Linked DNA regions of Homo sapiens: region 1 is linked to region 2. Evidence: read pairs that join two places in POLR2A ChIA-PET (ENCODE). Cell type or tissue: MCF 10A. All regions are shown on one strand. Each heading gives the region's core, and the rest is flanking DNA. Links, peaks and the distances in the headings are about the cores only.

Region 1 (2,922 bases), core at 327-2,826, 240 kb after region 2:
GCCCAGGAAAGCTTTGAATGTGGCCCAATACAACTTCATCAACTTTCTTAAAACATTATGAGATTTTTTTTGCGATTTTTTTTTTTAGCTCATCAGCTATTTTAGTGATAGTGTATTTTATGTGTAGCCCAATACAATTCTTCTTCTTCCAATGTGGCCTAGGGAAGCCAAAATGTTGGACATCCCTGGAATAGAGCAATCCAAGATGTGTCCCACCCCACTCCCCACAGGGCAAGCCAAGGATGTTGGCTGATCCACAAAGCTGGTACAACAACAAAACAAGACATGCAAAATTCCAGCAAAGGAGATCCAAGAAACCAGCACCTGCATCCCAGAGCAACTTCTAAGGACAGCAATGACATGCAGCCCAATTAAGCAGGAAATTTCAAAGCCCTCCACTTTAGGTCCATAGCAGCTGGAATGAGGAAGAAAAGGACAAATCAGTGCTCAATAGCTTGCCCTTAGATTTGTTATCGAGCTAGAATAACAAGCAGTTGTCATATTTCAAGTGTGTTTTAAAAGTCCTGAATCAGATAACTATCATGCCTTGCATTGTTCTTGAAAATGCAAAAATAGAAAAAGGAAGAAATTATCTAAGAGCAATAAACCAAGGAAACAGAGACCAGGCAGGGGTGGGGCTGCAGATCATCACTACTGATGCTTATGAACATTTACTACATGACAATAGTTACTACATGACAGAGTTAGACACAGTTCCAATCTCTCTGTCCAAGAGAAAGAAAGAATAAGAGAATAAAAAATGTAGCTATTTAAAAGAATGTAACGAATTAATAACAATAGAATAAGAGAATAATGTAACTAATGAAAGAATGTCACATTTGTATTTTCTAAAGAAGGCAGTTTAGGGTGACCCTAATGTTTTTCAACATTAATTTTTTTACTTTATTATGTTGTTAGGGAACATCAAAAACACAAAGTACTGTACTAAATATATCACATGTCATAAAGACAGTACACATTGGGTGGGTCAATGACTGAGGCTTGCCTGAATTAGCTTTAATTGATTCACTTAACATCTCCAAGCTTTTCCGGGCTGTTTTGTAAGTAAGTATGATTATATACAAGGTGATACATAAATATTTAACATAAGCATATGTATATATCTATACATACACATGCATATGTATATATCTATATGTATACATGCATATCTATGTACACACACATATGTGTATGTATGTATATGCATGTGTGTGTATGTTTTTATATGTAATATATTGAGACCATTTGACATACCCAGGTACTGAGCCTACCATCCCACTGAATAAGTTAATTTACTGGGCTCTCAGAGTATGAATCCTTAGCCTTCTCAGAGCACATGCACTGTTTGCTCAATCTGAAAACACGTAATTATTTAACTTGCCTTCTAAAGTAACACCACACCCTGGATATGATGCAAGACCCAGCATTACAAGATAAGCTCTGTCTCAAGTTTCTGCTCGTTATAGTGCCTGAAGTATTTACTCATATGCTCAGGGACTGAAGCAGAAGTAAACAGTCAGGCCAGTATTATAGGGACACCTGTGTTACAAAATTGACTTTCTTATATTGTGAAAGCAATGAATGAAGTTCAGCAGGCCTCCTGTAAGGATGCCGATTCAGCCCACATCACCTTGGTCAAACAGGACTTCAGCCTTATTGCCGCCCTCCCTAACGCACCCAGGTCAGTCTACTTTCCTCAGGTATCTGATCCAAGCTACAAGTCATGGGTCTCCGCTGCAGCACCTCACCTCCTGTTTATCTTCTGTTTGCACCCGTCTTCGGGGAAGTTAACCTTGCTTTCTGTCAATGTGTGCTGCCCCTGGATCTCCAAAGAGGTTTCTGCATGGTGTGTTTAACAGGACTGGACTCTATCTTTACAATTCTACAAAATCAGGCCAGGCGCAGTGGCTCATGCCTGTAAACACCTAACACTTTGAGAGGCCAAGTCAGGCGGATCACCTGAGGTCAGAAGTTTGAGACCAGCCTGGCCAACATGGTGAAACCCCGTCTCTACTTAAAAATATAAACATTAGCCAGTTGCAGTGGCGGGCACCTGTAGTCCCAGCTCCTCAGGAGGCTAAGGCAGGAGAATCGCTTGAACCCAGGAAGTGGAGGTTGCAGTGAGCCGAGATCATGCCACTGGACTCCACCCTGGGCGACAGAGCAAGACTCCATCTCAAAAAAAAAAAAAAAATTCTACAAAATCACTTCGTTTATGACTCCCTCTCTAATTAAACAGAACACGGTGTCCTGGAACAGAGACTCAGGTACAAGTTTACATTTCTATTAGGCTTGATGCCTCATATCTTCCCCACAACAGGAGTACTGAGATTTGATATAGCTGAGTGATTAAGAGCAAGAACTTGGAGAACTAGTTAGCCAGGGTTTGAATCCCGGACCACCACACACTAACTGTGCCTCACTTTCCTTACCTTTATTTTTATTTATTTATTTATTTATTGAGACAGAGTCTTACTCTATCACCCAGGCTGGAGCGCAGTGGTGCAATCTTGGCTCACTGCAACCTCCACCTCCTGAGAATTGAGGCAATTCTCCTGCCTCAGCCTCCCAAGTAGCTGGAACCACAGGCACGTGCCACCACACCCGGCTAATTTTTCTATTTTTAGTAGACATAGGGTTTCACCATATTGGTCAGGCTGGTCTCAAACTCCTGACCTCAGGTGATCCATCCAGCTTGGCCTCCCAAAGTGCTGGGATTATAGGCATGAGTCACCACACCCAGCCTATTTATTTTTTCTTTGAAACAAGTTCTTGCTCTGTTGGCCAGGCTGGTGTGCAGTGGCCTCAGCACAGCTCACTGCAGCCTTGATCTCCTAGGCTCAAGTGATCCTCCCACTTCAGCCTCCCAAGTAGCTGGGATTACAGGCATGTACCACCACACCTGGCTAATTTTTTGTG
Region 2 (2,922 bases), core at 159-2,658:
CGCTGAAATTATCTAAGGAGCATTCTCAAGCCAGATGAGATTTCTTAGGTGGGAAATAACCTTGTGATTCAGCCCAATAACATCAGGGATCAGATCCAGAGACAAAGGACATGCACAATAAAGCTGGGGAATCCTTGCTCCTAATTTTTTCTGACAATCACAGGGGCCTCGTCACCCTGCCTAACATGGATAAATTATCATCAAGGGCTGTGGATGGTTTGGATCTGGATTTTTAAACATCTTGCTTGAGGATATTTGGGGTATACATTAGGGAAAAAGGTCAATTAAAAATCAGATAACTGCATCATTTAAAATAAGAAGAGACTCTACCCTGATCATCACCACTTTCCTTTTTCCCAATACAGATTTTTCCCTCTCGGCCTCGCCCTAATGTTGATCTAATTGCCTTCTCACAATACAAGAAGGCCTTGAAAACTCGGGATTCAGCTACAGGTTTCTTTTTATATTAAAACTTTCTTTTGGAGCTGATCTCTTAGAAGATATTTTGAAAATATGAAGATAATAACAGTTTCTTGTTTGCTTGTTTTCTGTTATTATTTACTAACTTTTTTGAATAAATTTTCAACTTTTTCCAGTCCTTTTGCTTTTGTCTAGCAATGTCTTATGCAGTAGGTAAGGGAAGCTCAAGGAGACATTTTTCCTTTTTGTTATTGTTCTAAGTCTGCACCTCAGTTTCTGTCCTGCTTTGTTTTCAGAGCTCAAGTTCTGTAGCCTATCCTAATTTGCAAGGCTGGCTTATGAGACAAGTTAAGGAATCATTAAGGCACCTACCCTTTGCCTCTTCATTGGCCAAGTAGCTTAATTAACTTAGTTGAAATGCAGTCTAGTATTATGAGAGCAATTGCATTTGTGTATCTTAATAACTTACCTGTCCTCATGCAATAGTCCACATCCCTCTAATAAAAATATATACATGCACATGCGCTTTGACGTATCGATATTCAAGCTCACAAAATAAGCTCAAACTTGAAAAAGATCCAGACTACGGCAACGTTTATTATTTTTAGAGCATAACCTAGTCATTTTGATTAATTCGTTTGGATTGCTTTTTCCTGCAGCTCCCCAGGGAGAGGTGGGAGGAAAAGGCGGTAAAAACATAAATTTTCTTTGGTGATGAGTTCGCATGTTTAGAACTGTAACATGGCAAATCATTGTGAAATCTTCTAATGGATGCCTGTCTCATGCCAAATAAGCCCAGTACCCAAAGCACATCAAGAAATAATTGAAAGACACTGGACTGAATCCAAAAGGTTGTGGCTAATGTTTCACCTAATCTCTCTCCCAGGTCTCTCCTGCCTACTGCCGGCCCTACCCACAAGATGTGAACTTCAGAGCCTTCTTGCAACTGCTTCTTGGCTATTTTCACCCTCTAACCCTCTGGAAGAAGAATGAGGACTATTATGAAGGCAAAAGCATAAAAGGGGAAAAGATTAGCCTCCAGAGTAGGAAGATTGGGTTGTTGGAAGCCAGCACAAGTCTTCCCCTGAAAGAGTTAATTCGCCTCCAATGGGGGTAGGGACTGACCTGGGAGGGGCCTCAGCCTACATAGGACAGGCCTAAAGGCCCCATTGGGGCTGAAGGTGACACTGGGTCAGATCCCTAGGATTCTGCAACTTGAGGTGGGAGTGTCTATAAGCTGGAAACAAAAGTTTCAAAAAAAAAAAAAAAGCTCATTTTGTTTTCAATTCGTTTTATCTTGGCTCTATCTCAGGCACCACTGACTTCAGACCTTTCAAAGCTAAGGGTGGGGTAGGGTGGGGCTTAGTGATTTTTTTTCTTAAAGAGAGAGAACAGGGAATGTGCCTTGAACATGCACAATTTGCTTGAACATGATCATAGTCATTAATAAAAACATTGAGCAATATTTGCTTCTATGTCTTTGGAACTGGCATTTGCAAAGGTAGCATTGACAGATCAGAGAACAGAAAGGAATTCTGCGGTTACTCGTGGAGGAATTTGGACCTGTGAGATATTCATGATGTTAATTATTTATAATTTCAGTTGTTTTAGGCCAGGCTTTGAGCTTCAAGATAATGTGCTCAGAATTGGCAACAAAAATGGTCATTTTTTTGCTAGTAATTACTGGCTTTGAGCTTCAGCTATTTTAGAAGGACACAGAGAGATCTTTAGATCATGTATTCCTGACTTAAGCAAGGAAGGAAAGAAGGAAGGAAGGAAGGAAGGAAGCAAGGAAGGAAGGAAAGAAGGGAGGGAGGGAGGGAGAGAAAGGAAGGGAGGGAGGGGAGGAGGAGGAATAGGAAGAAGAAAAGAAAGGAAAGAAGGAAGGAAGGAAAAAGTAAGGCAGGGAGGCAGGCAGGAACAAAGAAAGAAAGGAAGAAAAGAAGTAAAAAAAATTTTTTTAAAGGACAACCCACAAAACCTCAGAATTTAACTAAGTTCCAGGCCTGAAATTTATTTTTTTGAACAATAGAGATGCACTATACTGTAAGAAAACACAACATGTAAAAATTCAAACTTGCCAAACTAAACAGAGAGAAGTTAAACATTTTACAGGAAAATTTGCTACTAGGACATGTTAAATAAAAGCGCCCTCAGTATCTTTAAACTAGAGATTGATGTACACTTTAACCTTTTAAAACCACGTAAAGTGAAGTCTCCCATGTAAATATCATTCTTAATGTGGAATATCCACACTTGAAAGTCACACATTGCTGGGGTTCAACCTCAGCTTCACCACTCATAGCATGTGACTGTGGCCAAGTTACTTCACCTCTCTGAGCCTCAGTTTCCCCATCTGTAAAATGAGGGCAGTGATAGCACCTGCCTGATTAGACTTAACTGAGTTGCTACACAGAAAGCCATGAGGAAGTCCTGCCACTCAGCAGGTGTTTCATGGCTCTTAGCTTCCTAAGCCTTCTCTTTCCTTCCTACTTCTGGGAC

What was found. ChIA-PET counts read pairs that join two places held together with the same protein. Peaks named below come from ENCODE experiments on the same cell type or tissue, not always from the same donor. Only the 100,000 strongest peaks of a DNase experiment are listed, where the experiment ranks them.
Region 1: POLR2A ChIA-PET joins it to region 2 with 21 read pairs; 2 of 35 experiments call an interaction of 5 or more read pairs at or near these places.

The regions. Positions count from the first base shown.
Region 1 is chr4:38,619,748-38,622,669 of GRCh38, forward strand. All of the region lies in intron 6 of KLF3-AS1 (KLF3 antisense RNA 1), which reads right to left. Among named protein-coding and RNA genes, the nearest start is that of KLF3, 43 kb to the right of the region's middle. RefSeq lists an enhancer at 2,381-2,922. In MCF 10A, for the core only: no CTCF peak of the experiment used is centred there; a DNase peak (open chromatin) is centred at 1,424.
Region 2 is chr4:38,384,071-38,386,992 of GRCh38, forward strand. It overlaps LINC02513 (long intergenic non-protein coding RNA 2513), which reads left to right. Exons shown (of 2, transcript NR_149123.1): 2 at 1,307-1,689. Among named protein-coding and RNA genes, the nearest start is that of LINC02513, 19 kb to the left of the region's middle. RefSeq lists an enhancer at 1,418-1,712. In MCF 10A, for the core only: no CTCF peak of the experiment used is centred there; DNase peaks (open chromatin) are centred at 1,261 and 1,791.